Regions from separate parts of the Mus musculus genome. Here region 1 is linked to region 2. The links are chromatin loops, found by intact Hi-C in ENCODE. Cell type or tissue: heart. All regions are shown on one strand. Each heading gives the region's core, and the rest is flanking DNA. Links, peaks and the distances in the headings are about the cores only.

The links. Peaks named below come from ENCODE experiments on the same cell type or tissue, not always from the same donor. Only the 100,000 strongest peaks of a DNase experiment are listed, where the experiment ranks them.
Region 1: it touches region 2 in a loop (2.1-fold over the local background); 5 of 42 quality-filtered maps call a loop at or near these places.

What each region holds. Positions count from the first base shown.
Region 1 is chr11:88,546,476-88,562,634 of GRCm38, reverse strand. All of the region lies in intron 6 of Msi2 (musashi RNA-binding protein 2), which reads left to right. Among named protein-coding and RNA genes, the nearest start is that of 0610039H22Rik, 65 kb to the left of the region's middle. In heart, for the core only: CTCF peaks have their summits at 9,414 (motif pointing left) and 12,400; DNase peaks (open chromatin) are centred at 5,374, 6,474, 9,434, 11,454 and 3 weaker places; H3K4me3 peaks cover 781 bases; H3K27ac peaks cover 7,584 bases.
Region 2 is chr11:88,244,099-88,260,257 of GRCm38, reverse strand. Gm38534 (a long non-coding RNA gene) reads right to left here. Exons shown (of 4, transcript XR_001780289.2): 2 at 6,363-6,536; 3 at 5,933-6,021; 4 at 3,745-4,559. Among named protein-coding and RNA genes, the nearest start is that of Gm34366, 17 kb to the left of the region's middle. In heart, for the core only: no CTCF peak of the experiment used is centred there; DNase peaks (open chromatin) are centred at 6,717, 7,177 and 7,857; H3K4me3 peaks cover 470 bases; H3K27ac peaks cover 3,734 bases.

The DNA.
Region 1 (16,159 bases), core at 5,000-12,999, 300 kb before region 2:
TTCCCTTGAGTCTCAGCCTTGCCATTATCTGCATCTTCCTTTGAATGGACAGGTGAAGTTGGTCATAGGAGTAGAAGGGCAGGTACCTTGTAGCATGACCTGGTAGCACGTCTTTGTATGTGCCTTGCACATGAGTGTCTGCAGGCCAGAGACACATGTCGTCTCGGGTTGGTGGTGGGGCTTCTTGACTTGAGTGAGATATCAGTAGCCCCTGTCATCCTTAGAATGGCTTGTCAAGTCTCAACTGTCTCATCTCCCTGCTTTGAGGGTGGCATTCCTTCCCTAACCCCACCCTGGAAGATTCAATGGGCCAGAAAAGCTGTGAGACCACAGGTTAGGCTCTATGTCTACCAAAGGCCAGATGTTCTTGCCTTCCAGCAATGTCCATGTATAGCTGGGCAAAACCTGCCATTTAATTCTAATCATGGAGCCCTCCCTTGGTACAGGCCAGGCTGAACAAGGAAGAAAGAGAAGGCACCCCCTCGCCTAGGTAGCACTCGGAGCACCCCCTGTGTACCACACTCTTCCCCTCAGTCCGCTCAGTCTTTAATTGTAACTATTAATCACACTGAGTTGCGTCGCACTTCATAACCCTTTCATTAAATGTTAAACGTTAAAAATCGAGCTCTCTTAATTGAATTATTGAATCGCCAGGCACTTAATGTGACTCTGGTGAGCGGGAACCAGAGACTTTCAACCTTGGAAAAGGGGGCTTAGTTTTCTCATTTGGGATGTGGAAGGTTTGTGAGGCCCAGAAGAACCACAGGCCGGTTAGTGGTCCCTTGATGGGTCTTGAGCTGCCGTTTCTTGGTCTACGTGGCCTGCCTCCTCCACATGTAGGAGGCTTTGTTTCTAATGTGGCTTGTCTCGGATTTGTGGCCAGTACATTGTTCTAGGTTCATGTCCAGGCCTTAAATACCTCAATCTTTAATACACTGCTCAAGCAGGACGGGTCTTGAGCTCCATCCACTCTGGCCACCTTTTCCAGAGACATTTACCCTTGGAGCCCCTTCCTTCTCAGGCTGCAGCTGCCCCACTCAGTCTAGTCTCTGCCTGTAGCCTTCTTCCCCCACCCCATGTTGCCACTGCTAGGCTTTTGTGTTTAAATGGCTCAGGCTTGTCACTCTTTACTCTCCTCAGATGGGCCTCATTGCCTACTGTCTGGCTTCCCACCCCACATTCCTGCCTGGGAGAACCTCGCTGTTCCTGACAGCTCTTTCTGGTTCATTTCTGGAGCAGGATTTTATCTACTGAGCACCTCCGGTTGTTCGCTTCTCCACATTCCTGCCTGCTGACCCCATCCTGACCCGGGCCGAATGGCTTCTGCCTTACCACATTACATCGTCCCCTGCCATGCTCTCCCCTGCTACAGCACAGCCTCCTCAGGCTCTGACTGCCCTGGATGAGCCTCTCTTCCCTGCTTCCTGACACTACAAATCTCCAGGCTCCTGGACTTTTAGCCCAGGCCGAAGTCCCCCGTTTATATGAGGGGCGTCCGAGTCAGTGCCTGCTAAAGCCTTGCTCCAGGGGAAGGAATTTGGGGCCCATGTTGAGCAGAAGGGTTTCTTGGACATGTTAAGTGACTGCCGTGAAGTTGCCTGCTGAGTTGGTGGCGTTCTGGCTGAAGTGGTGGCACGTCCCCCAGTCCATGTCCACCTGGAACTTCAGAAAGAAGCTTTGTTAGGACATAGGGTCTTTGCAGATATAATTAGTGAGGTTGTGCTGGGCTGGGGCAAGCCCTGTCGCAGTGACTCGTAGCTTTATCAGAGGATGGAAATTGGGCTGAGAGACCTCCTGTGGGCAGGAATGCTCTGTGAAGCCTGCTAGTGATCCGCTCACCGCAGAGGGCTGACCAGCAGTAGACAGTAGGAAAGAGAGAGGCACCATGAAGGTTCTCCTGGAGTCTTCAGAAGGATACGATCCCAGAAACACATTGTTCACTGACATTAATTCTAGAAAAAACGAGACAACAGGGTTGGAGTGTTTGAAGGTACCAGGCGCTGTGCTCACAGGACAGCATGTGGAAACTAGTATCATGGGGAAACCGGTTTGTAAACCGGGAACATGAATTCTGAGGCCAGTGGTTTTTCCCACTGTCTATGGTGGCCTACCCCTGCCTGGTTCATAGACTTTGCCAGCATGGGTTGGGTTTCCCTTGCCCCCAACCAAGCATCATCTGTGGACATCCCCAGCGTCCATCTGTAGAGCTAGTCACACTTAGCCACCACCTCTTCTTCAGCATCCTATTCATCTGCACACTTGTCGCTTTGTGTCACAATGGTGGGTTTTCCTATCTCCTTTCTCAGCAAATTATTTGGGTGGTATAATTTTTTTTTTAAGTACAGAATTTATTTTGTGTAGAATAAAATAAGTTTGAAAGTAGAGTTTTTGCAACGGCAGCTAGTTAATAAGTGGTACGCTGGATTGGGATTAGGCCCTAGTTTTTTAAAAGTGTTATTTGTACTTATTTATACCTGTGAGATGACTCAAGTGGATAAAGGTGCCTGCTACCAAGCCTGGCAGTCTGAGTTCAATTCTCTTAACCTGTTTGGTGAAAGGAGAGAATTCACTCCCCGAGGTTGTCCTCTGACCCCTGTGTGAGCCATGGCACAGCCATAGTAAATACTGACAGTTGTTATTACATTCTTACCTGATTGTATGTGCATTGTGTGTACTGTGGAATGATCCACAGTGGTTTATGTGCCCATCACCTCTAATGCTTTCATAGTGAGTGACTTTACAATGCCCTCTGTAGGCAGTTGTGATATGCGTGACGTGATGTGCTCTGGTTAACTGTAGCTGCTACCATGCTAGCTGAGGAATCGCTGCCGAGTCTTCCTGACTGTGGCTGAAACTTGATGCCCTTTGACTGACTTCTTTCCCTTCCTGGACATCCCACCCCCACCCCTGACAGCTGCTGTTTGCCTAGCTTCTTTTTCTGTCCCAACTTCTTTCAATTCCACGTGCGGGTGTGACCATGTTGGATTTGACTTATTGGAGCTGACTTAGTTCACTGAACATAAGAGTCGTCCTGTAGGGTTGGGTTCACCCATCTGTCACAAATGACAGCAGTTCCCTTTTTTAGAATGGATGACTAACTACTGCCCCCACGTGTGTGTGTGTGCACATGTGCAAACATATGTACACATACACTCTCTTCATCTGCTTTTCCATTGATGAGTACTTCTCTTGACTGTCATAAATAGGGGTGCAGTGGCGTGCTCCCCACAGCTTTTTATTAGGCATCTATAGTCTACCTTCTACACTGCGTCAGCACAGAGGTATTTAACAGTCACTACTTTAGCTTCCGTGGATCATACGTGTTAGTGGAAGGTTAAAGGGAAGGCATGCAGGGAGCAGCAGGTAATAAGAACCTCAGGCCATGTGTTTGGCCATGAAGAAAACAGAAATGGCCCACGTAAGAGATGGTGTTTGGGGTTTCTGGTAATTGGTGCTGAGTGAGTGGACAGGAAGGCTCCCTTAGGAGCTTTGTGAAGTTCTGGGGTACAGTCATTCTCAGCAGAGGGGCATTGAGAATCCCTGTGACGGGATGGAACTTGCTGGTTGAAGAAGCAGAAGGAGGACAAGTGTGTTGAGAACTGTGCCAGGAAGGTTCCCGGTGGCTCACGTGAGCAGCCTTGGGAGCAAAGGGAAGAAGTGGGATTTTTAAGAACCACTGGAAGCGAAGCCTCTGGAAGGCTCTCTTGGCAAACAAAGGACAAAGGCTGTGTTTTTAAAGGTCACCTAGTCCCAGTTCCCTGGGGATTGAGTTGGGGAGACTCAGGGCCACTAGAGGCAACCTGGCCTGAGGCCCAGCCAATCCTTGGGCTGCATCTCTCTCTCTCTAATCCACTGTCCTCCTCCCCTGAGTCCCTTTTGCACTTCAAGTCAATATAGCATGTTTACCACTTAATTAGAAAATCGTTTTTACTGTCCAGAGCCTCACCACTCAGGAAAACTGGGGGATGACTCTCTTTCAAAGGAAGGCCCACTGGGGACATCCCAGGCCCTCCATGATGAGTCTGTTGCTCTTCAGGTGGCACTGAGTGATGGATTTATGTTCCATGTGGGATTGTCTGAGGGGGTAAAGAAACTCACCCTTCCTTGAAAATTCTTTGTGTCTAGGAAGCCCTGTATTTGAGTGTTATCCTAGCTGTGCCTGAGGAGACACCGAAGGGTGGTGATTAGCTCCCCTCAGCACATGGGAGACTGGACGTCTGAGAAGTTGTGGGTCTTGAGTAAGAGTGGAGCCCAGGCCTTGTGAGGCCATGACCCCTGCAGTTATTTCCTGTACTGTCATGGCACTGGTTCAGCCCTTGGGGTAAATGTATGCCTAGGGGAGGGGAACCTAACCCAGTGACCAAACTGTTGAACCCAGGAGAGTTTTGTAATGGATGGTGAAAGCAGGGGAGGCATTGCTGTGCTCTGTAGTGGTGAAGAGCTTTGAAAGGAAATAAACATAGGTGTGGTATCTAGAAGTACCCCTGGGACAAGGAGTTGGCCCTCACTGAGACTCAGTATGCTGATCCATGGAATGGGAGAAAAAATAAAGGCACTGCCTTCTTGGGCCACAGCCAGGAGTGAATGAGCGAGTTTATGAAAGGGACCCAGTCAGGGGCTCAGCACAGGAAGTGCACTCAGTAAATATTTGCCATTATGCAGAACACTGGGAACAGATGATACAGGAATGAAGAATGCCTGATCATAAATTTCTAGGAAAACGGGTGTGCTGGTGTTCTGGGTATTATTGGGTTCTCTGCAAAGTGTGGAACCAAACCGAACCAAAACCGTAATAGCCAGTCTGCAAATGAAGGGAGAGAGATCCAGGCTGGACCTGGCTCAGCTAGGGTGAAACTAGGCAGGCTTCTATGTTAAATAGAAGCTGAGAGATTTGTTCCAGAAAGATGAGCATGGATATGGGCAGCCCAGGATAACTTGGTTTGGGGCAGGGAACCTTCCAGAGTGTACAGAGGTAGAAAGTTGAGTGTAACCTTAGCCGTTAGGGTATGGATTGCTGTGGGGATTCCAGTAAAGCCACTCCTTTGTGACAACTGTGAATCACTAAAGCTGAGGCACCTGCTACCAAGCTTAGAAAACTGACTCTGCTAATTGTCCTTTTACTTCCATGTGCATGCTGTGGTACACGTCTGCTCACACATTTGTACACACGCACACACAAAAACATAAGTTTTAGATTTGGAAGGATTAGCCTTGAGCCCTCCCCAGAGGTTGAGGAGGCCATCACGCCACAAAAATGTGCTCTGGTTTGGAAGGAAACACCCCACCCCCACCCCACCCTGCTTTTTCCCTTCTCCTGGGGTGGGGCTGTGGGGGACTCCAGCCACCTGCTTCTCCCCAGCTGAGAGCCATTTGACACCAGGACATCAGAGAGGCTTGCAGCCTGGAGACTGCTGTGCACACTGCTCCTGAGTCTCCAAAGTGGAATGGGAGACTTGGGTGGCAGGTGACATGTACCCCTGAACCTCAGGAGAGTATTGCCCACCCCACTCCACTCCCCCACAGGGTGGGGTTTGGAATTCCTTGGGAGTGTCTCTGCCAGTTGGTGAGATATATTTTTGGGCAATAACCCAACTTTTGAATTTTTGTTATTTCCCATCCCGGTTCATTTCCTCACAATCAATCAATCAATCAATCAATCAATCAATCTATCTATCTATCTATCTATCTATCTATCTATCTATCTATCTATCTATCTTTCCTCCTTCCTTCCTTCCTTCCTTCCTTCCTTCCTTCCTTCCTTCCTTCCTTCCTCCTTCCTTCCTCCTTCCTTCCTTCCTTCCTTCCTTCCTTCCTTCCTTCCTTCCTTCCTTCCTTCCTTCCTTCCTTCCTTCCTCCCTCCCTCCCTCCCTCCCTCCCTCCCTCCCTCCCTCCCTTCCTTCCTTCCTTCCTTCCTTCCTTTCCTCTCTCTCTCTCTCTCTCTCTCTCTCTCTCTCTCTCTCTCTCTCTCTCTCTCTCTCTAAATCATATTGTAAGTTATCTTTTTAAGACGCTTCCAGTCCCTTTGGGACAAAGTGAGGCAAAAATAAATAAATGAAGGCCCTTGGTTTTCCTTGCATGTCACCCTCACAGATGACTCTGAGCCAGACCTCTTGGGTGCCAGTAGACTGAAACTCACAGTTGCTCTCTGGGAGGAGCTGATGGGAGGAGACTGCTATTCCTGGGGATCTCAGCATGGCAGTGGGGTGGCCTGGGTGTTAAATCAAGGACATATGTGAAGGTCTGGGGAGAGAAAGAAAAGTTGGTTTTCATGGGTGAGCACCTAGCTGAGTCTAATGTGCACAGAAGCCCTTCCTCAAAGCTCTGTCCTTGGCGCTTTCTTTTCTTCCACACGAGACAGGGCTGCATTTTTCTGGCCAGAGGTATGAGGAAAGAAAAGAGGAGGACTTTGTGTTCTTGTGTTACAAGTGGATCAAACAATTCCCGATGGGGCCCTACCAGAAAGTTCACATCCTGTTTCTAGTAGCTGGCTGGCCGTAAAGCATTTCCGCCTTGGTTTTACAGTGTTGAGATTGAATCCAGGCCTTTGGGTCTTCTAGGTGAATGATCTACCACTGAGCTGCAGTCCCTTTCCAGTCTGCTTTATGAGATGGGGTTGTCAGGGCTGTCCTTAAACAAGCTCTGTAGTCCAGACAGCCTTGCCTCAGTCTCTTGAGTAGCCGATTTCTGAGTCTGTATCACTAGGACCTGACTTAATACATGTTCACCCTGCTGTGGAAAGGAAGGTCTGGCCTTTACAGGGCCTAATCTAGAGGGGAAAACTGACAGACCAGCACTACACAGATATGAATCCACTTGTAATTACAGATTGCCGTAGGTGCTGTGGACAGAAAGCACAGGGGCCTCTCTGGGGGAGGCTCGTCCTCTGTAGTCTCTGCCTTCCGTACATTTTCCCAAGTCATGGGTTGGAACCAGTCCCCTGTCCCCTGAGACAAGCCAGGCATCCCTCTGCATAGTGAAAGGGACAAGGAAAAGGAAGGTAGTGAGGACCATAAATTTTCAGTTCCCCACTGGGCCACCTGTCCCAAACAGCAGGGGTCCCATAAGCAACCCTCTGGGGATTCAGTAACGGGTGCCTGCCATTTCTCAGAAGGAGCTGGCCACAGAGATAAGACCACATTGACAAGGGGGGCATAAATTGTTACCTGTGCCCTTGGGGTACCCCCCTTCCTCCATACCCCCTCCTTCCCAAGCTGTGGGGTTGGATTTAGCAACAGGCTTTTGGTTGGCGGGATGGAGAGAGAGCTGACTTTCTGGTGGCTGGGTATAATCACTGAGATGCAGAGTGCTGATAGCGGGAATCAATTTAATTTCTGTTGCTCGGTGACGAAGAGAGGGGGAGGGGCAGGAAGGTCAGGGCTATTTTGAAAGCCACTGTTCAGTTAAGGAAACGGAATATTCCCTCTAAGAAATTTTCAAAATTATGATCTTTCCTGGGTAGAAAAGTTGGAAGTGGGTTGAGGTTGAGGGCTTTCGTCAGAAGAGCAGGGAGGATAGCTGGAACAGGGGGCATAGCCTGGAACACCCCCACACTGTGTTAGGAGGAAACCAGGGCCCTGAGCACGAAGCTCACTGGTCAAGAGGGAGTTAATTGCCTTTTGTATCTGTCCCAGGTCTCAGTGAAGATGTGGACACCTTCCTTAAGTGTCTGATTCCTGAGATGTGTAGAGGTATTTGTTCGGGCTTTGTGCTTTGTGGGGTCTCTCAGGTGGATGGAAAGCTGAGTGGGACTTGGTGGGTCTGGGTGAAGATTAGTTTTCCCTGAGACTGTGACATTTCTGTGGGATTGCCTGACTGGGGGGCATTGCAGAATCACCTTTTTGGCTGATGATAGAAACTGGATTTTTCTCTCTTTCTCCTTCTCCTCCTCCTCCTCCTCCTCCTCTCTCTCTTGATGGGGGGAAGGAGTTTTGAAGGCAGGCCAATCCCAGCCTTATCTGGAAGTAACGTTCGCTATCATGGGCAAGATGGATGTTGAAGATTTTTCTGAGGTGCAGGACAGGATCTTTGGCTTGAAGGGACTTGCAGACCAGAGGATTTAGGGTCATTTCCTGGCCAGTCATTAAGTTCTGTGATAGCCCCATGTCTATACAAGAACCAGAGCGAGGAGTTGCAATGATAAAGAACTAGAGACTTATAACCCAGTGTGGAAAGGGTCTGCCCGAATTCAAATGCTGCTTACAAGGTATCAATGGACGAAGAAAGCTTGCGCCTCTCTCCCGCCCGCAGTCTGGAAGTACTTTATAATCTTGTGCCTGGGATATTTGAGTTATGGGCCGAGCAGTTCAGAATCAGCAAGGCTTCCTGGCTGAGGCATTATGGACTGGACAAGTGATCCTTAATGCTGATCTCCTCAAAATCAGGGCGTTATTTTGACCTTGAATTACTGTTGACCATTTTTGACCCGGAAGGCATCATAGCCATTTTGAGATGTGGCTACCGGATGGGGAGGCAGGGCATTCAGAGATGAGCCAGACGGGCGATGACAGTCATCTGTGTGCAAACAATGGGTTAAAGGAACAAAGAAAGGGTCACCCTTCTAGGCCCAGCTTGGGATGGAAAGCCACAGACCTCGCCCCACCCCCCTTATTTAATAAATGTTTTGAGACAGGGTCTCATGTAGCCTCTAGTCTGGCCTAAAATTTACTATGTATCTGAAAATGGCCTTAAATGGGACCCTCTTGTCTCTGCCTCCCAAATGCTGGGATTACAGGTACCAAGTGCGCTGCCAGACTGGGCTTCGTTTCTTCTTCAACACTACAGTGTTTGCTATCTCATGATTAAAGACTTCTATGACCCTTGTATCTGTCAACTCAACATCGGCCAGCTATTCCTTATCAGCTAGGCCTACCCTGGGTTTGATCAGCACCTTTGGTCTGGCTGAGTCAGAGCTAAGCTTTCAGTCTAGCATGTAGCTAAAAGAGGCCAAGAGAAGGTAGGAGACCTACACGACTGCCAAAGGGCAGAGAGGCCTCTTTGCCCTGGAGCTTGTCTTCTAAAAAGTGAGCATGCCTGTTTATAATTTGTCAGACTTCTCCAGTTCTTAAGTGAGCAGCAGCCTCTGCAGGCTCACATAACCGGAAACTGAGGCCAGTGTCTGCTCACTGCTGTGCCCCATGGCTGTGTCCACATGTGATCCTGAGTGAGAAGGGTGGGCAGACAGGTTTTGTTCTGGGTCTCTCGTTATCCTGGAGAGCCTCGCTACACTGTCTGTGCCTGGTGAGTTGACACCTGAAATACAGAGCCGAAGAGACATTTTAGGGACCGGACCTGAGGAGACAGAAGCCCAGAAGGCAAAAGGCTCAAAAACTGGCCTCCAGTCTTTTTCCTGAGGCTAAGAGACGGAGCTCTGGGATCTCTTTCCTGTCAACACTGCCCCCTGCTGCTGCCCCATCACAGCAGGCACCTGGCCACACTGGAGAGAATGTTTTCAGGCTGAGCAGCGCGGCCTTCTGTGGGAGGCAGTGACGCTGGTAACCCATGGATGTGAGCACAGCCTTTATGTTTTGTTTCCATTGACGGGGATGGGTTTTCAGAACCACCCACTCCCTCGCCTGGGCTGATGACTTGCAGGGACAAGATGGCTGAGCAGGGAGATGCAGGGAGTATGCTCCTCCCTCCAAGGCCAATTTGGTGTTAATTTTTGGCCCTAAGTGGCAGTGGCCTGAGTCTGAACATCCCAGTTTGCCTCTCTAGGAGTGAGAAATGGAGTGTGTTCTGTATGCTGCTGTGCATCTTGCAGTCTGAGATCTGCTGGCTTGGGCTGCAGAGATGATGAGGCCAGGGTGTTTGTTTTGTTTTGTTTTAATTAATTAAATTTTATTTTATATGCATTGTTGTGAGGGTATCAGATCCCCTGGAACTGGAGTTACAGACAGTTGTGAGCTGCCATGTAGGTACTGGGAATTGAACTTCCAGTCCTCTGGAAGAGTGCTCTTAACCAATGAGCCATCACTCTGGCCCGTGCTCCCCCCGCCCCCGGGCCAGGGATTTTTAGAGAACTAAACACTAAAGTACCAGTACAGAGAAAGGCTTCTGCCGTGACTAAGAACAGCATTTGAACCTCGGCTTTAGAGCTTTACAGTTGTTTGGACCTCTGAACTCTTGGAGCCTACTTGAGGAGAAGGAGACCCTGGGGAGAACAAGCTCTTCTGTGATAAGTGTGCCGCTTTCCCTTCTCTCAGCCTGCCTGCCTTCCTACCTCCCTGCTGTCATGGTGGTTAATTGGGACATAAGGAGTACCCAGCCTGTGGCCTGGCACACAGTGGGTATACAGGCAGCAGTAATAGTCACGGTGTTTTTCACCACTTTCTTGGCAAATACCTTACATGCAGGGGTTTCTTTTGTTGTAATTTCACTCTGGTCGCTTCAGGAGGAGACCCTCTTCCTCCAGCGCTTCCTCTTGTCCATGCCTTCAGGCATAAAAGTTGGGTTCCACTTTACATTATGGTCTTATACATCAGTACAGCCGATTTTGATAAACCCTCAAAGGATGTTGACCTTCTTGGTTTTCAGGCATGAGTGGCTTCACTCCCTTAAGGAGGAATTGCCGTGAAATGTAACCGCTTGAAGGGGATGGTGCATGCGCGTTTGCTTTTCATAAGTAGCATGGCGTTCACTGGCTTCCATACTGACTAGTCAGCCAGCCTCGCCACCTATCCTCCTGAGAAGGAATGGATGTTTTGTTCAGTGTGTCCCCTCTCCTGGGAAACAGCTACAACCCTGCATTCTATTGTCCAAGATGAGGTGGGTGAAGTCTGAGGGAGGATGTTGAAGAGACCCTGGAAAGGCCCCTCAGGGTGGAGTGGAAATGAGGAAGGCACTGGCCTGTGGCCATGTAGTCCTTCCTTTCTTCCTGATCTTCCTGACAGGTGTGTAGAATGGCATCTCCTGCTGGCATTTCTGGGGGCCTTAGGATATCTCTGGCAGACAGGGCTGGAAATTTGATGCTGTGAGACAGGAGGAGAGGACCTGAGAATGCTTATTTAAAAAACAAAACAAAACAAAAAACCCTGCCCTAATCCAAACCCAAGGGCTGAGGAAAGGCTACTAGCTGTGATGTACACTCTTTCAGGCCAGCCTGGAAGGTGTTAGGAGTCACCTGGATAACTCTTAGACAGCCTTGGGGGGAAACATGAAGGTTCGGGTACTTTGGGTCTTGCTCCTTGTTAGAAAGTTAGAAGGTTCAAAGCTGGGGCTTGAGGGAGTGGGTTGGAAGGGGCTTGTGGCTTTGTGTGAGTTTTTTCTGGCCTCAGCTGTACTGTAGGTAAGGAGGGAGCACATGTGGAGCCCCTTGGGTGTCTCAGCCTCCTGCTTCTCCTGGCCCTTTTTTTTCTCTCCACCCACTCCCTGGTTTGGCAGAGGCTTGCAGAGAGCTCCACAGGGGCCATGTGTTCTGGGGCAGCAGCTGTCGGTGCTGACTAATGAGACTTCCTGGTGGCTTCAGTGGCACACGTGGCTGCAGCAGGAACTGCTGCTTCTCATGTGCCAGCCTGTGCTCCAGCTACTCAAGAGGGGTTCCGGATGCTGCTGCTGCTGCTGCTGCTGCTGCTGCTGCTGCTGCTGCTGCTGCTGCTGCTGCTAAGTCCTGGTCAGAGGCTACTAGTAGGGAAAGCTCACAGGACATCTCTGTGCAGCTGGGAGTGTTCGGTCCCTGGGAAGGATACCTAAAGACAATGGAAAAGTTGGCCTATCTGAACTAGCCAGTTCTACCCCTGTAAGGCAGGCCTGCCACAGCTTCAGGCTTCCTGAGGCTGCAGGCTAGACACAATTACTCTGTAGCCATGTGTCCTTGGTAAAATGTGCCCCCTCTGTGAACTCCACTTTCCTCAGAGGTAGATGAGATAACTGTCCTTCCTACCACACAGGGCTTGTTGAAAGGGCCCGATGAGGCCCTGGAGTGGTATATCTGGCCCTGATTCACCTCATCTGTGGGGCAGGAAGCCCTTCCTTCACCCTAGTGCTGAGTCTTCAAAACAAAAGGCAGGTGGGGTTCTTGGTCCAATAGCCAGTGTCTGGGCCTGTTAGGGAGAGCCTCTGATGGCTGTTTTCTCCAGGATGCAGTGTCCCAGAAAGGTTTATCAGCTAAACCTGCCTGGCTCCAGAGAAGCCAACACAGACTTCCTGGTAAACAGCCCCTGGTCACAAATGCCTTTGTGCAAGTTTTTGAAGAAGATCCCCAAAGCCTGTTTCGGGTCACCAGACCACGTGTGTGTCTGGAGATGAACTGTGTGAGGGGAGATGCTTGCTCCTGAAATGAGACATTTTGTTCAGTACCTAGGAGCCTTTCATGTGACATTGAAATCAGGTGCTGAGCCACCCAGATGCCAGAGGGTTTGAAGTTGAAAGTTGACTCTGCCCCCTGTGGCGACAAGGCTCTGTCAGCCTGAATTCCAATTTTCTGAGGGTTTTGTCTACTGCCAACTCAGCTGTGCTTGCTTTCTCAGCACCTTTGGGTCTGTTTCTGTTGTGTTGTCGGGTTTTGTTTTTGTTTGCGTGTGTTTTGGTAGTTAGGGGAGGGATGGGCTACTGACAGGGCAAGGGGGCATTTAACCATTTATTCTTTTTAGTAGGTTTAATTGTATGAAGATTATAATGCATACAAACGCCTGTAATTAGGGGAGTTGGTTCTGTAAGACAGTGTTTTAGTGAAGAAAATTACAGTGTTCATAAGCCGTCTGAGGAGGAGGCAGTATATATTAACATGCAACTAGTTTTTGTTAATTTGTGCTGTTTACCAGTATTCCCCAGAGGTGCGTCCCTGAGGTCCAGCAACGCTTCACCCTGCAATGCTATCCATTAGTCTCCCTGTAGCTAACCTGCCACATAGAGCTTTGCGGCGGGTGGTGCTAGAGCGACCAAACTTCCTTCTACAACAAAAAGAGTGCCTTTTGGGTCTTGAGTCAGATATTTAGGAGTCCCTGCTGTGTGAGGTTGGGGCCTAGGCCACTTGGGCTCTAGTGACGCTTCCGCTCTAGTGCTGGCGTGCTGAACACGTATACACAAAGGCAGTACGGCGGATTATGAGCAGCATCAAGAACAGTACCAGGTTGGGGCGGGGGGCGTGAGGATAGTGACTTAGGCATCCAGGGCAAAGCTGCCTCTCAGAGGCAGGTCACATGGTTTGTTCAGTGCCCAAGGTATGAATAAGCTATGTGAGGTCAGAAAAGAGAAAAGGGGACGATAGACCAGAAGACTTCAGAGAGCCAGAGGCTTGCCGGGGGTAGGGCGGAGTTTGGATTTATTCCTGAGGCATTTGGAAGCTAGAAATGAAGGGCCCACTGCAAGGGAGCCTCTGTCTCTGCCCCTTGGGGGATTGTGCCACATCTGTGTCAACAATGTCAAGCATTGGCCTTGCTCCTGGTGGTGAGCTCTTTAGGTCCCCACAGAGTCCTGAGTTTTCATGGCAACCCTTTGGGCACCAGTTTAAGGAAAAGTTGACCACGTATTTTGCCCAAGTGCCCTGGGCTTGTAGAAGTGGTGAGTCCTGCTGGAAGAGCATTGTGACTTACTGAATTGATTCAGGACTCAAAGCATGGTTCAGAAGGAGGCATGGGGGGCGGGGTTTGAAAGAGCAGCTGAAAATGGGAGGGGCTTTCTGGCACCTGCGCAGTGTATGGGAGGAACACTATCATCTGATGGGACAAGAAGGTGGTGTTAGGGAAGAAGGGTTGGGGCAGGCCTTAAGGCTTGTGATTTTGCCATGTGGGTACAGTCCCATTAGCTGCTGGTGGGCTGCTTCACAATGGTTTAACTAAGCCAGCTGCTCCCTTAAGGACACTTCCAAAGAGCCTCTGACGATTCCAGCCAACAAGTTTAGACCACCCTGTTCTGAAAGGGTGACTCCAGATATGGTGGGCCAGTTATAGATGGCTTGGCTTATTTGTGTGATTATCCTGGCTCCTCCTGTCACACAAGGAAGGCCCGGCTGTCCAGTCAAGCCAGTCAGAGGATAAGTATGTGGAGCAGCGTCTAGAGTCTCCGGTTTTATAGCTGTTCTTCCAATACCCGCAGTGTCTGGAACACCAGTTGGCTGGTTCCCTGTGGGTTACCTGAGCTAGGAGCTCTGTTCCATTCCAACATTGTTCTGGGAATGAAAGCTGTCTCTACCCTCCAGCGCTGAGCAGTTTGTCTGGTGGGCAGCCTCGACCTGGTGGGTTGTGTCAGGAAGTTTTTTTGAAATATCACCAATGTTTCTCCTGTTCCCTTCGATCTAGCTGTGAATACCCAGGTCTCTTAGTTTACATTTCAGACCAGGGAGACTGGTGGATAAAGTTGCAAGTTGCTTACCAGAAGCAGGCTTCTACGAGTCTGCTTCCTCGGCGATCCTCCCCGGGGCTCTCCAGCGGGCACACTCCTCTGGCCTTGCTGAAAGATGATTAGCTGCAATGAAATAAAGATGTCCTTAATTGTGGTGTGGGAAAGCAATCCCATAAGCATTCATTTACTCAAGCCCAGAGAGTGTGAGAAAGAGCCTGCCTGACATGTTGTTCTTTTCCATTAACACTCTGATAATAAACAGCTTAGATGCACTGAGAAAAATTAATGTAACTATTGAAACTATCGTGCACATGTAGGTAATTTATTAAGGACAATTAAAAGGCTTTAAAAATCATTGGTGAGGTAAAGTGAACAGGAAGCGGGTATGTGGTTCATCTTGCCAGGGAGCCCGCCCAGAGGTGTGTGCAGCCCTTCTCCTCCCATTGCCCTTACTCCATTAGAGTGACAGAATACAGAAAGCAGGGGTCCTGGCGCTCCAGAGGCTCGGCTGGACATTGTAGGCTGACTCCCCGCCTCTATCAGCCAGGAAGACAGTGAACCTGTGCAGAGCCACTGGCACCCTCCTCGGGGAGGGGGGGTCTCCTCCAGTCTTCTGGGACTTACAAGGTCACACCTGGCCTTGGATTAAATTTGCATTAGCGCTGAAAGCCTCTGGAAGCAGGGAGAGAGGGAAAAGGAAGGTAGGATTCAGATGACACTGTCATTTGCTGCTAAGTAGCCTAGACCCTGGGTCTGGCACTGTGTTAAATGTTCCTGAGCCTCACCTGCCCATCAGCAAAAGAAACAGTGAACAGGGCTGGTGTCAGGGATCATGTAGGACCACGTGTTCCTCAGCTCCGTATCAGACACCCATGCACGAACTGCTCAGTCATGATTTAGTATTCTCTGTTGTCATTAAGGGCATCGTTGTTAGACTGCTGACCGAGGGCCAAACCAAGACTGAAACTCAGATTCTAACTCCAAAGCCAGTTAGTGTCTTTGATGATGTAGTGGTACCTGGACACCGCCCCCTCCCCTCTGAGCACTCCCCACAGTTGTTTTGAAGGGCTTTTGGTATAATGCTCTGTGTGAGTGCAAGAACACTCAGCACTGTTGGGGACTGTGGGGATCTTCAGGGATGGAGCAGGTCTTGTTCCTGGCTTCACCCAGCTCAGCCCTCCTCTACCTCTGTCCTGAATCTGAGTGTGTGGAGCTACTTGTCAGAAGGACAATGCCAGCCAAAGACAACCTAAGGAAGGACAGATCCCTCAGTGTGAGGGTTCAGCATATCATTACAGAGTAGGGGAGAGAGAACCCCTTATGTCATTGTGGGACTGGAAGCAGAGAGGAGAGTGCCCATCATTAAGTGTCCACCAACCCCTCTCCTGGACTCCTCTCCCTGCTCCCCCCCCCCCCGCCCCGCCCCAAGTCTGGATCCTCATGTGCTGCTCACATCCAGGGCTGGTCCTTGCCTCTCAGTTAACCCTCAGACCAGCCTCTGCTAGGTGATTCTGAACCCAGTGAATTTGACACTGCAGCATAAACCATCCCAGCTGGTGTGGCATATTGGCCCCAACATGGGATTTTTCTGCACATAGACCAGAGTTGCTAGAATTTGTTTTGTTTTTGCTTTGTGTGTGTGTGTGTGTGTGTGTGTGTGTGTGTGTGTGTGTGTGTGTGTGTGTGTGTGTGTGTGTGTTATTCAGTGACCTGAGAAATCTTTGACATCATGGCTGGAAGTTTCTTTTTTCAATTAAACTTTTAAATTAAAATATAATCACATCACTTCCCTAATTTTTTCCCTCCCTTCCACCTTTCTCATGTCCCCACCCTCCTAGGCCCCCCACACTCCCTCAAATTGATGACCTTTTCCTATTAATAT
Region 2 (16,159 bases), core at 2,805-10,804:
GTATATGAGTGTTTTGCCTGTATGTATATATGTGCACCATGTGTGTGCAATGCCTACAGAGGCCAGAAGAGGGCATCAGATCCCCTGAAACTGGAACTGCAGACAGTTTTGAGCCACAATGTGGGTGCTGGGAACCAAACTCAGGTCCTGGGCATGAATGAATAGCAAGTGCTCTTAACTACAGAGACATTGCTCCACCCCATGAGAACTTCTTTTACTTGTCTCTCTATTCACGGAACTCAGAGCATAGAGACAGTAGCAGGTGCAAATTTGCTCTATCCAAAAGGGGCAACTGGTCTAGAACTTAAGTGTCCAGTGGGTTGTCCTCAGGCATAAACTTGAGCACATGGCTCTGGCAATAGGTGGACTTGGTCAGCTGCCCACTCACTGGGAAGGAAGGAACACAGATCTTCTTTGATCGGGCCTCAGCTGACTCCTTTCCACCCCACCTCACCCCTTACACATACCTTTCTTATAATTGCTCTGCTAGGGAACTTCGGGACTTCAGCCAGTGGAAGGTGGGTGTGTTTAGCAGTCCCTTATCTGGGACCAGTCAACCTTCATGGGTCCGATTGTCATATTGTCTCATCCATCTTGAATCTACAGCTTGGCCTCCTGTAGCCATTGCTTCGATGTCAGTAAGGAAATGTCTCTTTCTGATTTACTTCCTCCCTTTACCTTGGGTTCCATCTTTGTGTTACATCTGAGGTCTTGGGTTAGAAGCCGGGAGAGGAGCAATGTTTGGACCCAACCAGATGGGCCCCTCTTAGCAAAGCTCGTGTGTCCTGTAAGCTCTGGTTATCTCTGAGGCTTCAACACTTGGGAACTGCATTTATCTTCCTGTAGAGGAGACCTGGTCGATATGGCTTGAACAAGAGAGAGATTTATTTTCTCTCTCATCTTAAAAGACAGACAGACAGACAGAGTAAGGCAGCCACATTTCTGTGTTTTATTCCCCCAGCCTCAGCACCTGGCTTCTGTCTGCAAGGTGGCTTCATCATGGCTTCTGGGGCACCAGACATTGTGAAAACATTCCAAGAAGTGGGTAAGCAGAAATAGCCAAAGAGCTTGCATCCATCTCTCATTGAGTGCAACCAGCTGAAAGGGAGACCGGGAACTGTATTGTTACCTGGAGTCTCAACTAGGAGAAGATTAGAATGGACACCGGCCAGAATGACAACTTGGAGTGTCTGTCACTGGAGTAGAGGTGAGGTGTGGAGGACCAGGACATCAGCTCTGAGTCTTTGTCCCCTTTAGCCCTTTTTCTTCTGTGTTCTTTTCTGTACTGGGTGGCTTGCCATGACTATAACAAAAGATCTGAAGCAAATATTTTATTAAACAAAAACTTACTTAGCTCATGGTTTGGGAGGTTCCAATGCAAAAGTGGCCCCGTTGCTTTGGGCACGCTATGAAAGTGGCAGGAAATACAGGCACAGGAACTCTCCTCTTGGCCAGGAGACAAAGGCACCAGGAAAGAGACTGCTGTCTCCAACACCCTCTAGGGACACGTCCTCCTGACACAAGAACCTCCCTCTAAACTGCACCTCCTGAAGGTTCCACCACTCCCCAGGAGTACCATCCTGGCAGCCAGCTACAGCCTCATGTATATAACTGGAGTGGCCACAGCTCTAAGCTCACTGTTAGCAATCCCAGCATTGTCTGATTACCACTGAGTGCTGTAGGAATCTATAGTCCAGAGGAGGTTCTGGACACATGCTGCCTGTTGGTACTCCTCTGCCATGACGTTTTTTTAAAAAGTAATTCTTATTTCTAGTTATGTATGTATGTATGTGGGTGGGTTTGTGCATGTGAGTGCAGTTGCCCTCAGAGGCCAGAAGGGGGCGATAGATCCATTTGAGCTGGAGTTAGAGACATAGGAACTCGAAACTGAACCTCTCTTTCTGCTGCTAGATCAGCAAGCGCTCTTAGCTGCTGAGCTGTCTCCTGGGTTCAAGTGCAATGGCATAGTTCTCACCTGCCTGTGACTGGTCCATGCCTTCTCTGGAAAAAGAAGAAAATGGCCATGCTCTCTCTTTAAGTTCCCATTCTCAAAGACTCAAGTCGCAAGGGAATGGTCTTCTGTTTTCTGCTACCTGTTCCCAACAGAAAGGCCAAAGTTCAAGGAAAACAGGGGCAGTGATGAGGACTGATGGCTTGATGTCCTTTCTGCTCACCTAAGGTCAATGCAGTGTTGAAAAGCCAGCCCTCCCTCCCAGTCATTGCCAAGGGAAATCCTGCATGGGCCATTCCAGGGACTGGGGTATCCACTCGGCCCTGGATCCAAGAAACTCACAGTCTAGCAGAGAGATCAGATCAGCAACTGCCTACAAGCCAAATCCAATCTGGCGGCTATTTTTTTTTTGTATAAATAAAGTTTTATTGGCACACAGCTGCACTCATGTGCGTGCATATTGCCTGTGCTGCTTTGTGCTACAACAGCAGGTTCAGTTTGACAGCTGTAGCACAGAAAAAAAGCCTAACGTTTTTACCACCTGGCTTTTTACAGAAATTATGCAAGCTTTTTTCCAAGGGAAGGAAAATAGCACTTAAAAAAGTATATATCAGCAGGTACTATATTTCAAACATTGGGCAGATGTGTGCCGGGGCACAGGAAAGACTAGCAAAGGAGGAGAGAGAGAGGGAGACATGGGCAAAGGCGACTCTAACCTTACCCACAAGGCTTCATTTAACAAGAAGAATAGACTTGGGAAGCTAAAAACTGATTTTTAAAAAAGAAAATATTGGGGCCAGAGTGACAGTTCCATGGTTAAGAGCACTGGCTTCTCTGCCACTTCCAAAGGACCTGGGTTTAGTTCCTAGTACCCACATGGCAGCTCATAACTGTCTATAATTCCTGTCTCAGGGGATCCAACAGCCTCTTCTGGCCTCTGGGAGCACTTCACACACGTAAACAGATATATATGCAAGCAAAACACCCATACACACCAAATAATAAAAGAAAGAAAGAAAGAAAGAAAGAAAGAAAGAAAGAAAGAAAGAAAGAGAGAAAGAGAGAAAGAGAGAAGAAGAGAGAGAGAGGGAGAGAAGGAGAAAGGAAGGAAAGAAGGAAGGAGGAAAGGAGGAAGGGAGGGAGGGAGGGAAGGAAGGAAGGAAGGGAAGAAGGAAGGAAGGAAGGAAGGAAGGAAGGAAGGAAGGAAGGAAGGAAGGAAGGAGATACTGATTGGATGTGCTATGTTTAATGTTCTTATAGATTCTGTCTTAGTCAGGGTTTCTATTCCTGCACAAATCATGACCAAGAAGCAAGTTGGGGAGGAAAAGGTTTATTCAGCTTACACTTCCACACTGCTGTTCATCACCAAGGGAAGTCAGAACAGGAACTCAAGCAGGTCAGGAAGCAGGAGCTGATGCAGAGACCATGGAGGAATGTTACTTACTGGCTTGCTTCCCCTGGCTTGCTCAGCTTGCTTGCTTATAGAACCCAGCACTACCAGCCCAGGGATGGCACCACCCACCAGGGGTCCTTCCCGCCCCCCCCCCCATCACTAATTGAGAAAATGCCCTACAGCTGGATCTCATGAAGGCATTTCCTCAGGGGAGGCTCCTTTCTCTGTGATAACTCCAGCTTGTGTCAAGTTGACACACAAAACCAGCCAGTACCGATCCCGAATAAGATGAAAATTAATCTGACCCATTTGGAAGGCAATTTGAAAAGATGTTCTAAGAGCCTTAGATATGTTTTTGGTCTCCTCATCCCCACTCTGGCAATCCATTTGAGTCATAAACTAAAAGATCAAAATATCTTTATAAGCAAACATATCCACTGTGCTATGATCTAGAATCTAGAGCCGCTGAGATGGCCACTTGTATATCTTTGGGAAAGCAGGGACGTTCTCTTCTTGACACTAGTATACTTTCTCTTTCTGTATATTTCTTTCCAGAAGGTGGTGTCAGTTCCAGAATGGAGAATTCACTTATCATTTTGAATCCTAAGGGCTCTGGAAGGGTGTTGTCAGTGACTGGATATTTATGCCCCACCCTCCAATCAAAGGTTGCAATCCTGGTCCATGGTGTGATAGGATCAGGAAGCAGACCTTTGGGAGCTGGCTAGACCCTGGGGATAGTGCCCTTGTGAATGAGACCCGAAGACTCCGTCCCTCGGGCATGGGAGGACACAATGAGAAGAAGTCATCGGAAGCTGGCCTTTGTGAGACACTGAATCTCTTGATCTTGAACTTGTCAGCCTTCACAGCCAAGAGATCAAGGTCTGTTGTTTAGAAGCCACCCAGTCTACAGCATGCTCTTCTCAGAGCCAGAATAGACTAATACGGGTGCTAAGAGCATCCTTGACTCCATGAAGACAGAATAGGAAGCAAGCGTGAATCACCTCATCCGTAGAGTCAGGAAAGCGAAGGGGTCTGGAGCTACAGATGCTCCAAGTGCAGTGGTCTCAGCTCAACCACAAGCCACCTTGGTCCCTGTACACTCAGTCTTCTGCCACTGAGAACCCGGGGGGTTGGGAGTTTGCAAAGCTGGCCTCTCCTGGCATCCTACTCCCTCTGGTGCTGGAGTTGAACCTCTTGGCCCAATCCCAGGAGCATCTGCAGAGGGAGGGAGTTGGGTCAAGGATAGAGAAGCATCATGGGAAGAGAGGAGTCCTTTATTTTCTCCAGGGGCTTTTGGGTGGCTGGAATCCCTGCCTTCTGAAAGGTTTCTTCTATTCGGACCATCACCAGGTTCTGAAATCTTCAGGGGTGATTAACCATAAGGTGTTGTTTTCTCTTAGCAACAATAGTGTTTGTTTGGGCATCTCTTCCATTACCTTCAAGGGCAAGATGGGGACAGGGCAAAGAGGGACTGGGGAAGTGGGTGCCTTCATGGCTAAGAGCAAGTACTGCTCTTACCGAGGACCTATGCTCAGTCCCCAGATCCAGCACCTCCGTGTGACTCCTCACTCATGTGCATATGCATGGCTAGACACAAAATTTAAAAATAATCTTTAGCCAGGTGGTGGTGGCACGTGTCTTAAACCCCAGCACTTGTGAGGCAGAAGTAGGTGGATCTCTTTGAGTTCAAGACCAGCCTGTTTTATAGAAAGATTCCAGGACAGTAAGAGCTACATAGAGAAACTCTGCCTTCCCCACTAAAAGAACTACACACACACACACACACACACACACACGAAAACAGAAAACAGAGGGAGAAGAACCAGCAAGATGATTCAACAATTAAGTGTGTGTACTGCTCTTGCAAGGACCTGAATTCATGGCCCAGCACCTACATCACTTGGCTTACAACTCCCTGTATCTCCAGCTCCAGATGGGCTGACACCTTCTTCTGGGTTCTGCAGACATTTCCACTCTTGTACACATACCCACATGAAGGCAAGCAGGCACGCACGCATGTGCGCGCACAATTATTATTACTATTATTATTATTATTATTATTATTATTGGTTTTTTGAGACAGGGTTTCTCTGTATTACCCAGTCTGTCCTGGAACTCACTCTGTAGACCAGGCTGGCCTCGAACTCAGAAATCTGTCTGCCTCTGCTTCCTGAGTGCTGGGATTAAAGGCATTTGCCACCATTGCCTGGCATGCACGCACAATTTATAAGTTATAAAAATAGATAACAATAAAACTCTTTTTAATAAGAGACAAAATAATAAGGAAGCCAGTTCTCAGTCTGTGCAATAGTTTGGACTCCCTTGGCAAAAGGGTTGCTTGAAGATGGGGGACAGGCTGCTTTTGGGGGGGGGTGTAGATGGGGCTGCTCTACAGATCTCAGCCCTTGGTTTTGAGTCAGCTGGAGTGGACCTAAAAGCCGGCCTGACTTCACCTTGACTCGGCCATTTGACCTCGGCATCTATGACCTAGACATCTATGCTCTTTGCATCCCATCTGCCTCAGTATAGAGTGGAGGACTCTCTTTCGGAAAGTATTGCTGAAAATATCAGAAATGTTTCTAACTCACCCCATACAATCAGTGGAGCACGGCGGGTGCTCGCAGACGTCATTCTTATTCATACAACGGTCTGTTCTGGTGACTCGAGGAGCAGTGACCTAGAATCACTCAGAAAGAATAGTGGCTCTTGTATGTTTCCCAAACAAAACAGGACACTGTCCCCCCACTCCCACCCGCCACCCCAAATCTGATGCATTCAAGCCTTCAAGGAACGACTGGAATACAGTGTCTGTCCCATGCCTACTGCAGCAGTGCAGCCCCCCTGAGCCAAGCAGGACAGGACAGCAGCCACTGCTGGAGCCATGCATTTCTATCACAGAGAAACCAACCTCTCTTCCACCGACACTGAAACTGCCCATCCCCCATCCTGGAGTCCCATGAATCCAGGTTGCCTCTCTTCAGCAACAGGACAAAGCCCCTCCAGGGCTCCATTTCTTACATTCAGTAGGTGATTGTCACTTGCTGCCCAGTTGATCTTCCCATTTCTCTGGGTCTCATCCACAGGAAGTGCAGCTGAAGGGTGGATGGAACACCTGCGGCTCTGAGCCCTGCAGAATTCCTCCTTCCAAACAGTAAGGAGCCTGCACATTCCCGGATCCAGCACCCTGCAGGGCTGAGGCAGAGGGATCTCACTCAAGCCTAGCCTGGGCTTCATAGTGAGGTCCTGTCTCAACTAGGCAAACAAAAGCAACAGAAAGAAAAGAAGGAGTCAAAGAATCTGCAGGGCAGAAGGATTGCCAGGCCCCTCTATGGCTGACTCGCCCCGGCTGGTAACACATTATCAAGCCAGTTCAGAGGAGCCACTGTTCTCAAATCAAGAATTAGGTTTATGTCTGGGTCTACTCCAGAACACTGGCTGCTCCCTGCCTAACCATAGCCGCCTCTGGAAGTCCCAGGTTGTAGTTCACTCCAGGGACGAAGCATGGGGACATGCCAACAGGACACAGGGCACAGTCTGATGCAGCTGAGTCAGTTCTGGATGCTTTAGAGAGGCACGGGGTAGGGGGGTGGGGTCGCAGGGGGCGGGGGGGGGTTCGCGGGGGCGGGGCCTGGGGGCGCGGGGGGGGGGCAGGGGGCGCTCTGGTCCTTCCGGCTCCCTCTAGCTTTGCTTCCTGGCTTGGTATTATAGATCTGAGAGATGCAGACTGCTGAGCTCTCGGCAGGAGCAGCTGTGTCCCTGGCTCTCCCTCTGTGGCCTGGAGTGCCTCTGGCCAGGCCTCAAGCAGTCACATGCAGATGACAGCTGTGGTGGCACCAGGACTCAGGCGCCCATCACATGGCTGCCCTTCGCTTCTGGCCTTCCCTAGGGACAGTTGCTCCTTAGCACACAAGAGTAGCGAATGGCCAGTGGTGCCTTGGGAAAGGAGCAGAGGAGGGTGGGCCCTGAGTAACGACATCTGCTTCTGAGTCCTTTGGTCTAAAGTCGAGGTTCACATCTCTCTTTTTTGTATCCCAGCAAGGGCAGGAAGCTGCTTTTCCAACCCCAAATCAGTATCTCAGTGGTCCCTAGAGCAGGAAGTCTTAGAAAGAAATCAGCTCAGACAGGAACTTTAAAAGAAAAGTAGGTGTTTGTTCAGTGCCTGCCTGACCTCAGGTTCACCAAATTCCTTCCCCAGCCCAGTACCTAGGAGTCCTGGCCGAGGCTAGGCCTTGAGCTTGGTGACCCTCTTGGAATCCCCCTATTTTAATGTCAACACCCAACCCAAGAGCTGGAGCTTCCTACCTCTATCTCATGCCACCCTAACACCCTTCCACCAGAGCATAGATTTCTCATAAACCTTCGCAGAATCTTCTGATTCTATGAGGTAGCTTTGCTAGCCACAAGAATACAGGAGCTGAGGCTGGGAGCTGGGGAGTCAGTCTCTCTCCAGCCTAGAGCGAGACCTCATTGCTCGGCCTCTCGTGGCGAGAGAGCGCCCCCTGCTGCCCAAGCCCAGCTGGTACCACACAGCCCGAATGAGGGATGAGGGACAAAGATGGGGCGGAGGGGACACCCAGAGAAGGGACTGTAGGTTTGTCATTCAGAGAGTTTCCACCTCAGGACACACTGCCTGGCTCAACCTGGCAGGGAAAAAAAGGTTCAGACTCTCTGTGCTAACATCTGCCTGTGGCGACAGTTTGGGCGTAACAGTCCGTCTAGGGGGCGTGGAGTAGCTCTCTAAGGCACCTCGATTAAAAGACGCGGTCTGGTTTGAAGCCATGGCTCCACCGCGCACTACCCTCAGACTTGGGCATGCGGTTTAACCTCTGAAAACGGGTTTCTTCATTAAACTGAGATAATCAATAGCGCATACATCACAGCAATGGTTTACAGAGATAATTCATGTAAAACGCACACTGAGCTTTCAATAACAGCAACTCTCTGGTATCGATTCGCCTGACACCCCTACAAATGAGTGATAAGAGCTAACTAGGGCTCGTGGACCCAAGTCAGGGGATTTGCTTTTCCAAGGCGCTTTCATCATTAAATGGATCTGGTCTAGTTCCATGGGCACATTTGAGGAAAACAACGTTGCCTAAAGGGGGAAATAAATGCCAGAGACATTCACAAAACATCAACCATAAACAATTACTAAACACATTGATCAATGCTCAGAGCTCTACAATAAAGACAGGGAGAAAGTTATGGCCCAGGACCTTTTGTCCCACGCTTCCCATGCTACCAATCCCCACCTGACCCCTGGTTGATGAATTACTCTTTGGGCTACAAATATGCTGAAGTATCTCCTTACCAAAAAAAAGCAACTGCACGAAATGCTCCTCCAGGGAGCGCCCGCCCACCCCAAATGTCAACAGCCGACTCAGTGAAAGGCTACATGGTGTCTTCTGTCAGCTCTCAAGTTTGATAGACCAGGTGTTGGTGCCCACAGCACTCCACCTGCCCTCTTTAAAGTCACCATGACTTGTACACAGCGCATCCAGAGCTCTGTTTGCAAACCTCATCCCTCCTCCATTAGCAAGGTTTTGACATAACTAGTGGATGCTCTTGGCCCCCTTCCCGCTTAGGGAACTGTGCCCTCCACTCCAGCTAGGCTCCTCTCAGCCACCCCGGCTCCTCCAGCAATGAATTATCTCTGCAAACCATTGCATCATGTCTCCTCACATCTCATCCCTGCGTTCCCACTTATTAGTGGCAACCTCACACATGCGGTTACTTGGTCAAACAATGTGGCTATCCTCTCTCCTTGCTACCTTTCTTCTGCCCCCACCCCCTTTCTAAGACAAGCTCTCATGTAGCCCAGGTTAGCCTTAAACTCGATATCTAGCTGAGGATGGCTTTGAACTGGCATTAGAGGCCTGCCCCACCATGTGGTTCTATGTGGTGTTGGGGGATCTAACTGAAAGCCTTGTGCATGCTAGGAAAACTAACCACCAATCAAACTGTAAATCTCCTACTGTCTCTTTCTTTCACACCCTCAACCGGAACATCAGCAGATCTAGTCCGTTTTACCTTTCAGATGTGTCTAGACTCTTCCTGCTTCTTGTTCCACTATTCTACATAGTCCATACCACCACTATCTCCTGGCTGCTCGCCCAGCTTCTACCCACAATCCTCTGCTGGTATTTCCACATGCCAGTGGACTTTCCAAAGATTCCATGTTTGGAATGTACAGTTCTTCCACTCAACAGAGCCATCCATGATCACACCCTTGGTGTCTTCTCTGATGTCATCACCCTTGCTCATGTCTGCCAGGCTTCTTTGCTGGAATGTACCTAGCTAGCAGCATGATTCTGTCATATGGGGCTCTGTTCTTTTTTCCTTTCTTTCCTGAATGTTACGACCCCAGGCTCTGAATTCACTGGGCTCCTTCCTTATATCATTCATGTTTCTACATAAAGAGCAAAGCCCATTCCTTCCCCTTTACAGAATGAAGTTTTTCATGGCAGTCATCACCCCTGGATATATTATTATAAATCTGATACTTTGTCTCCTCCGACTAAGCTCCGGGGAATCGAGGGGCTTTGTTTCTGTTCACTACTGTATCTACACGTCCTAGTCTGATGTCTGGAACAGTAACTGCTCAGGAAATGTACTAATTGCAGAAGTGAGTTAGTGCACACTGGAGGTCCCACCCATGACCTGAGGCCAGAGATGTTTCCAGGACTCTGTGCCTTGCCTATCACCAATGATCTATGAAATAGAGATAAAGACTCCGCCTTCTTGTTTTCAAAACTGGTGAGCATGGGCTGCTAGGTAAAGATGCTTGCCCACAAGCCTGACGACCTGAGTTCATTCCCAGGACCTGCATGGTAGAAGGTGAGAACAGACTCCTACAGGTTCTCCTCTGACCTCCACATGCACATTATGGTGCATGTGTGTGCACACACACACACACACTCACACACACACACAAGCACACACAAATAAGTAAATCGGTGTGATTAAAAATTTAAAAGAAAACTGTAAATATTGATTACGTAGAGCTTGGGCCTTCTTCTTCTTCCATTTCTGGATTCTCACATTAGATTTCTCTTTCTCTCCATCACAGAGGCAGAGACACACTTGTGGAACCACCTCTCTCTCTCCTTCATCAGTCTCTCTCATTCATTGTTCCGGTGATATGCCCAAAGAAATGAGCATTCCGGTGAGGCCAGCTGGGGCTGGGATGGTCCTGGCTGTTTCTAATAACACTCTTAAATAAACCCGGGATGCACCTGACCTTGTAAAAACGTTGGGAGCAAAGGGGTCAGTGTTTCTCAGAACAAATCTCCTTTCCTATTTCATGTGATGATGAACTGTGGGATTGTGCGTCCGGCAAGAAAGCCTGAAAAGAAGTCAGCCTTTCCCCAGCAACCGCTCCCTCCGCAGAGCCTCTTCCCTTCCTAAGGAGTCATGCTCCTCCCACCTGACGAGCATTTGACTAAATAGGCAAGCACACAAGTTCACCACTGCCATTAGTGGGCTAGACACTAAATGGACGTGTTTACGGGGCACTGAGATGGAAGATGGACGGAGTGCAGAGGCAGCTAAGAGGAAATTAGGCAGTAGCTGAGGTTAGACACTGGTGCAGAGTGCACTGGGTGCACTGGGGAGAGTGGGGTTAAAGATTGCTGCTCAGGAGTGGACTGAATGCAGATGTGATGTCAGGAGTATCTGGAGGGCAGGGTGAGCTCCAAGTGCAGATTTATTAGAGTCCCAGATTTGGAGCCTAAATAATTGGACACTTGGCTTCCCAGAAGACTTTAATTTTTCATCCTGTGCTTGCAACTCTCTCTCTCTCTCTCCCCACCCCCCGTTCCTCTGTCTCTGTCTCTATCCCTGTCTCCCAGTCTCTCTGTCTCTCTCTCTGCGTGTGTGTGTGTGTGAGTGTGTGTGTGTGAGTGTGTGTGTGTGTGTGTATGCAGAAGTCTGAAGTACTTAGATGCTGTATGTCTTTCTCAATTGCCGCCAACCTTATTCTCCTGAGACACAGTCTCTCATTCCCTCAAGCTCACCATTCACCTCAACTGACAAACAAGTCCCAGGATCCTCTAGCCTCTCCCTCCCCAACGCTGGGATGGCAGCCATGAGCTTCGGAGCTCTTGCATAAGGTCTGGAAACTGAGCTCAGCCTCTCCTCTTTCCCCACTAAGCCATCTCTCCCCAGATCCCTACTCCAATGTGTTCTCCCCAGTACACTAGCAGCTCTAACCCACCAGTCTCACTGCGTCCTTTCTGTGAGTCTTGATTCTCATCCTTAGATCTGGGTGACGGTAGTCATCCTCGCTGAACCTCGAAATGAGAAACAGTCCACCCCCTGGAAAGTGTCTGGGATACAGTAAACGCATGCTACCCGTGTCACGTTACTATTACCTCCCAGCCTCCTAGCCTGACCCCTGAACTCTTGTGCCTGTCTCCCATCACAAAGCCATCACTGTATCTTTGTCCCACTCCCAGAAAGCCTCCTGCAAAGGGAGCCTTTGCGGTAAGACTCCTTGTGTTGTAGCTTGTCAAAAGACCCTCACTCACACAAAGAGCACAGAGACCGCCATCGTTACAAAACGCATGAGGATTTTGCTTATCCAACATGTTGGGGAACCCCCTCTCAGCACGCAGGCCGGAGGAGAGACCCAGAACAAAGAAAGAACACACTTTTTATACTTTTGTAAGGACCAGATATAAGCACCAGGGTAATTTGGCTTATTTTAATTGGTGTAGCCAATAACTTTTTTAGACATTGGTTGGTTTGTAGAGGGTGACTCTCATTTTGTCTGTCCTTGAGGTTTTTAGCGTGAGGTAGGGCAGGGGAATTGTTTATCTTGTTTTGGAAGCTTAGTAATTTTAACCATTAAAACTATGTTTCTATATTTGTTTAGTCAGCCAGCTTTTTATCTGACTCTGTATTTGTCCTGCTAGTACAGTTTCGAAAGTCCTTTTGAAGGGGGAAGGTACTGGGTAGTCTTGAATTTGTTTTGGATATTACACTTGTCAATGTAGGTTGAACTCAACTTGGAGATTGCTCCTCAGCCCACAGCATCAACATCCAATCTCTCTCTCTCTCTCTCTCTCTCTCTCTCTCTCTCTCTCTCTCTCTCTGTGTGTGTGTGTGTGTGTGTGTGTGTGTGTGTGTGTGTGTGTGTGTGTGTGTGAAACAATACAGTCATGACAGGAGGGCCCTCCCCTGAGAGCACTGCCACCCTGGCAGGCTTTGGTGGACACCTGCTCCTGTCTTTCTCTGTTCTAGTGACTCACAGGTGTGCCTCTCTATTTCCCTTTGTGTCACACCTTCCAACAGAGAGAGGCGTGTAAATACTGGCATTGCTCTTTTTCTCTCAACATCAAAATAAGCAGGGGACCAGTGAGGGCGGGTTTTTCCTCCTTCCTGGAGGAATTCAAATGTCCTAACCTGCAAGCACCTTTATTTCACATCCTAAAGAAGAAGAACAGTGAACCCATTGACCAGGTAAGTAGACTGAGCTCCCGGTCCATCCAGCTGCAGTGGGATACATTAGAAGGAATCAGAATTAGTCAACATGGCTGCAGACTGGTGTAGGAACCAGGGAACATCCCAGTTGGTTTGGTTTGGTTTTTGGTTTTTCGAGACAGGGTTTCTCTGTGTAGCCCTGGCTGTCCTGGAACTTTGTAGACCAGGCTGGCTTCACACTCAGAAATCTGCCTGCCTCTGCCTCCCGAGTGCTGGGATTAAAGGCGTGCGCCACCACACCCGGCTGAAAGTCCCAATTGGATAGCTGGGGTATTAGCTACTTTCTACGTTGCTACTATCATAAACCATCTCGAAAAAAAAAAAAAAACAAATTCAGGAAGGCAGGTTTGTTTTGGTTTCAGGAGGATTAGGCCTATCATAATGGGAAAGAGGTATGGCAGGGCTGTGGCAGCAGGAATATGTGACTGAGATGTCTCACATCTTGGTGGACCAGGAAGCAGAAGCAGAAGGGGGTGTGGCCTACTCTGCTTCTTGGGGAAATTCTTAGTCTCCCCAAGCATCGAGCCTGGGAAGTACAGCGTATATATTAAACCATAACAGTCATTTCTAAATTGCTGCAAGATCAGACTGCTGCGCTGCCCCGTGGGGGAGAGGGGCAGAGTGACCACTGGAGGTTTGAAATGAGAACAAGGGCTCACAATCAGCTTCTACTGCATCGTGAGTTGGTTTGACCGCATCTTCCAGAAAGAACCAGAGGGCTAAATGGGGGTGGCGGGTAATGTTTCATGTGTCAAAGAGTTTAAAACTTAAAAACCAGGAAAATTTCTTTCTTTCTTTCTTTCTTTCTTTCTTTCTTTCTTTCTTTCTTTTTTTTTTTTGAGAGACGGTTTCTCTGTGCAGCCCTGGCTGTCCTGGCACTCACTTTGTAGACCAGGCTGGCCTCGAACTCAGAAATCCGCCTGTCTCTGCCTCCCGAGTGCTGGGATTAAAGGTGTGTGCCACCACGCCCGGCTTGAGAATTCTTATTTTTTATTCGTGTGTGTGTGTGTGTGTGTGTGTGTGTGTGCATGTGCTCATGTGCTCCCGCACACACAGGTCCCCACAGGGGCCAGGGGCCAGAAGAGGGTGTCAGATCCCTAGAGCTGGAGTGGCAGGTGGCTGTGAGCTTCCCCACCGGGCACTGGGAACTGAACTCAGGTCCTCTGCAAGAGCAGCAAGTGTTTTTTTTTTTTTTTTTTAAATATTTTTTTTTTTAAGATTTATTTATTTATTGTAAGTACACTGTAGCTGTCCTCAGACACTCCAGAAGAGGGAGTCAGATCTTGTTACGGATGGTTGTGAGCCACCATGTGGTTGCCGGGATTTGAACTCCTGACCTTCGGAAGAGCAGTCGGGTGCTCTTACCCACTGAGCCATCTCACCAGCCCCGCAGCAAGTGTTCTTAACTGCTGAGCCATCTCTCCAGGCTCTCTCCCTCTACAGTCAAACTCAGATCAGAACTCTTGTGGGAGTGCGAATTCATGCAAAACCTGTAAAAATGACAAATTTGCAAAACGAGTCCAGAGCCTTAAAAATATCCAAAGTTTTTTTTTTTTGTCTGGAGTCGAATCCTAAGAAAATCGCTTCAAACACAGAAAACGAGGTTTTGCTGTGGTGGTGTCATTCATAGTAGAGAGAAATGGGAATATCCCATCTGCCCATTTGTGGGGAGGAGTGAGAGGCAGACAGAGGGGTCTTCCTCAGGAACCATCTGGCAGCGTGCCTGTGAGGAACGGTGTGGGGAGGCACTTTATAAGGCTGGAAAACAGTCGCACTAAGATTTATGTACACTGTGAATGTCACAGCTGTAGTGAGCAGCGACAATTTAGAATCTTGGGTACCCAAGCCTTTCAACAATTGGCACCAAAGAGTGAAGACTATGTTTCTTTCTTTTTTAATCTTCTTCTGCATTTATTTATTTTTTTTTAGTATTTTATTTTATGTGTCTGGGTGTTTTGTCTGTATGTATGCCTTTTGAACCATGCCTGGTGTCTTCAGAGGCAGGAACACAGCATTGGGCCCCCTAGAACTCAAGTTATAGATGATTATGAGCCACCATGTGGATGCTAGGAGCTGAACCTGTGTCCTCTGGAAGACCAGCCAGTGCTCTTAACCACTGTGCCATCTCTACTGCCCTCTTCTGTGTTTTTAGAGACTTTGATAATGAAATATTTCACTTTTCTTTTTTTTTTAATTTTAAAAAAAGATTTATTTATTTATTATATGTGAGTAGCTGTCCTCAGATACTCCAGAAGAGGGCATCAGATTTCGTTACGGATGGTTGAGAGCCACCATGTGGTTGCTGGGATTTGAACTCGGGACCTTCGGAAGAGCAGTCAGCGCTCTTAACCACTGAGCCATCTCGCCAGCCCATATTTCACTTTTCTAATGGGAAAAAAAAAAAACTGTAGGCCTTTAAAGTAGAGACACCCATAGAAAGTTGCATTAGTATCGAAATGAACCTTTTCCAAATTTCTCCTTACCACAAAAACGTCTGTGGGTGTTCAGATTCAGCCACTGGGAGCATATTAACACACCTTTGCTCTCTCCAAATGCTCACGTTGTCTTAGCTTTCAACTGCAAGCAAAGGACGCTGTCTAGCAGCACAGAAACAGCCGTGGTCTACGCAGCTAAATATAGAGTGCCGCTTACACAGGAAGACCCCGAGGAACTTAAGATAAAACCTTCCACTGGATGACCCAATTCACCTACAACTCGGAGTGCGCATGTCATACAGTCTTGGGTAGTTTCATGAAAAGTCTCAACGCCTGTGTTCCAGCCCAGCAGCCTGCAGGATGCAGCTAGAGAAGGACCACAGAGTGAAATCCTAAGCAGGGCTGGGCAGGGGTGGAAGATAGAGGATGGGGGTGAGGGTGGGGTGGGGGTGGGGAGTGGTGGAATTTGATAAGAAACCACTCCCTTCAGGTCTGTGGAAATACTCCAAAACCTGCGTGGTGAGGACAGCAAGGCCAAATGGCAACTGCTCAGAAGTCCCTATTCAGCAGTCCCTGGAGAAAGGACACACTTGAGTCAGGATGGAACCAGTATCTTAACAGTAGGGAGGTTCCTTCTGTCAGGGTCTGGCTAGGTGAGTGAGAGGTAGGAAGTCTCTGTCCTTATTTGATGGTGCTGTTTGGGAAGGTGTAGGAGGTGTGGCCTAGCTGGAGGAAGTAGTCACAGGCTTTAAGAGCATAAAGCCCCAAACCACTTCCAGTTTGTTCAACCTGCTTCCTTGTTGACCTCAAAGACGTGAGCTCTCAGCTTCCTACTCCTGTTGCCTTGTCTGCTACTGCTGCTGCGCCTTCCTGCTGTGGAGGACTCTGATCCTTCTA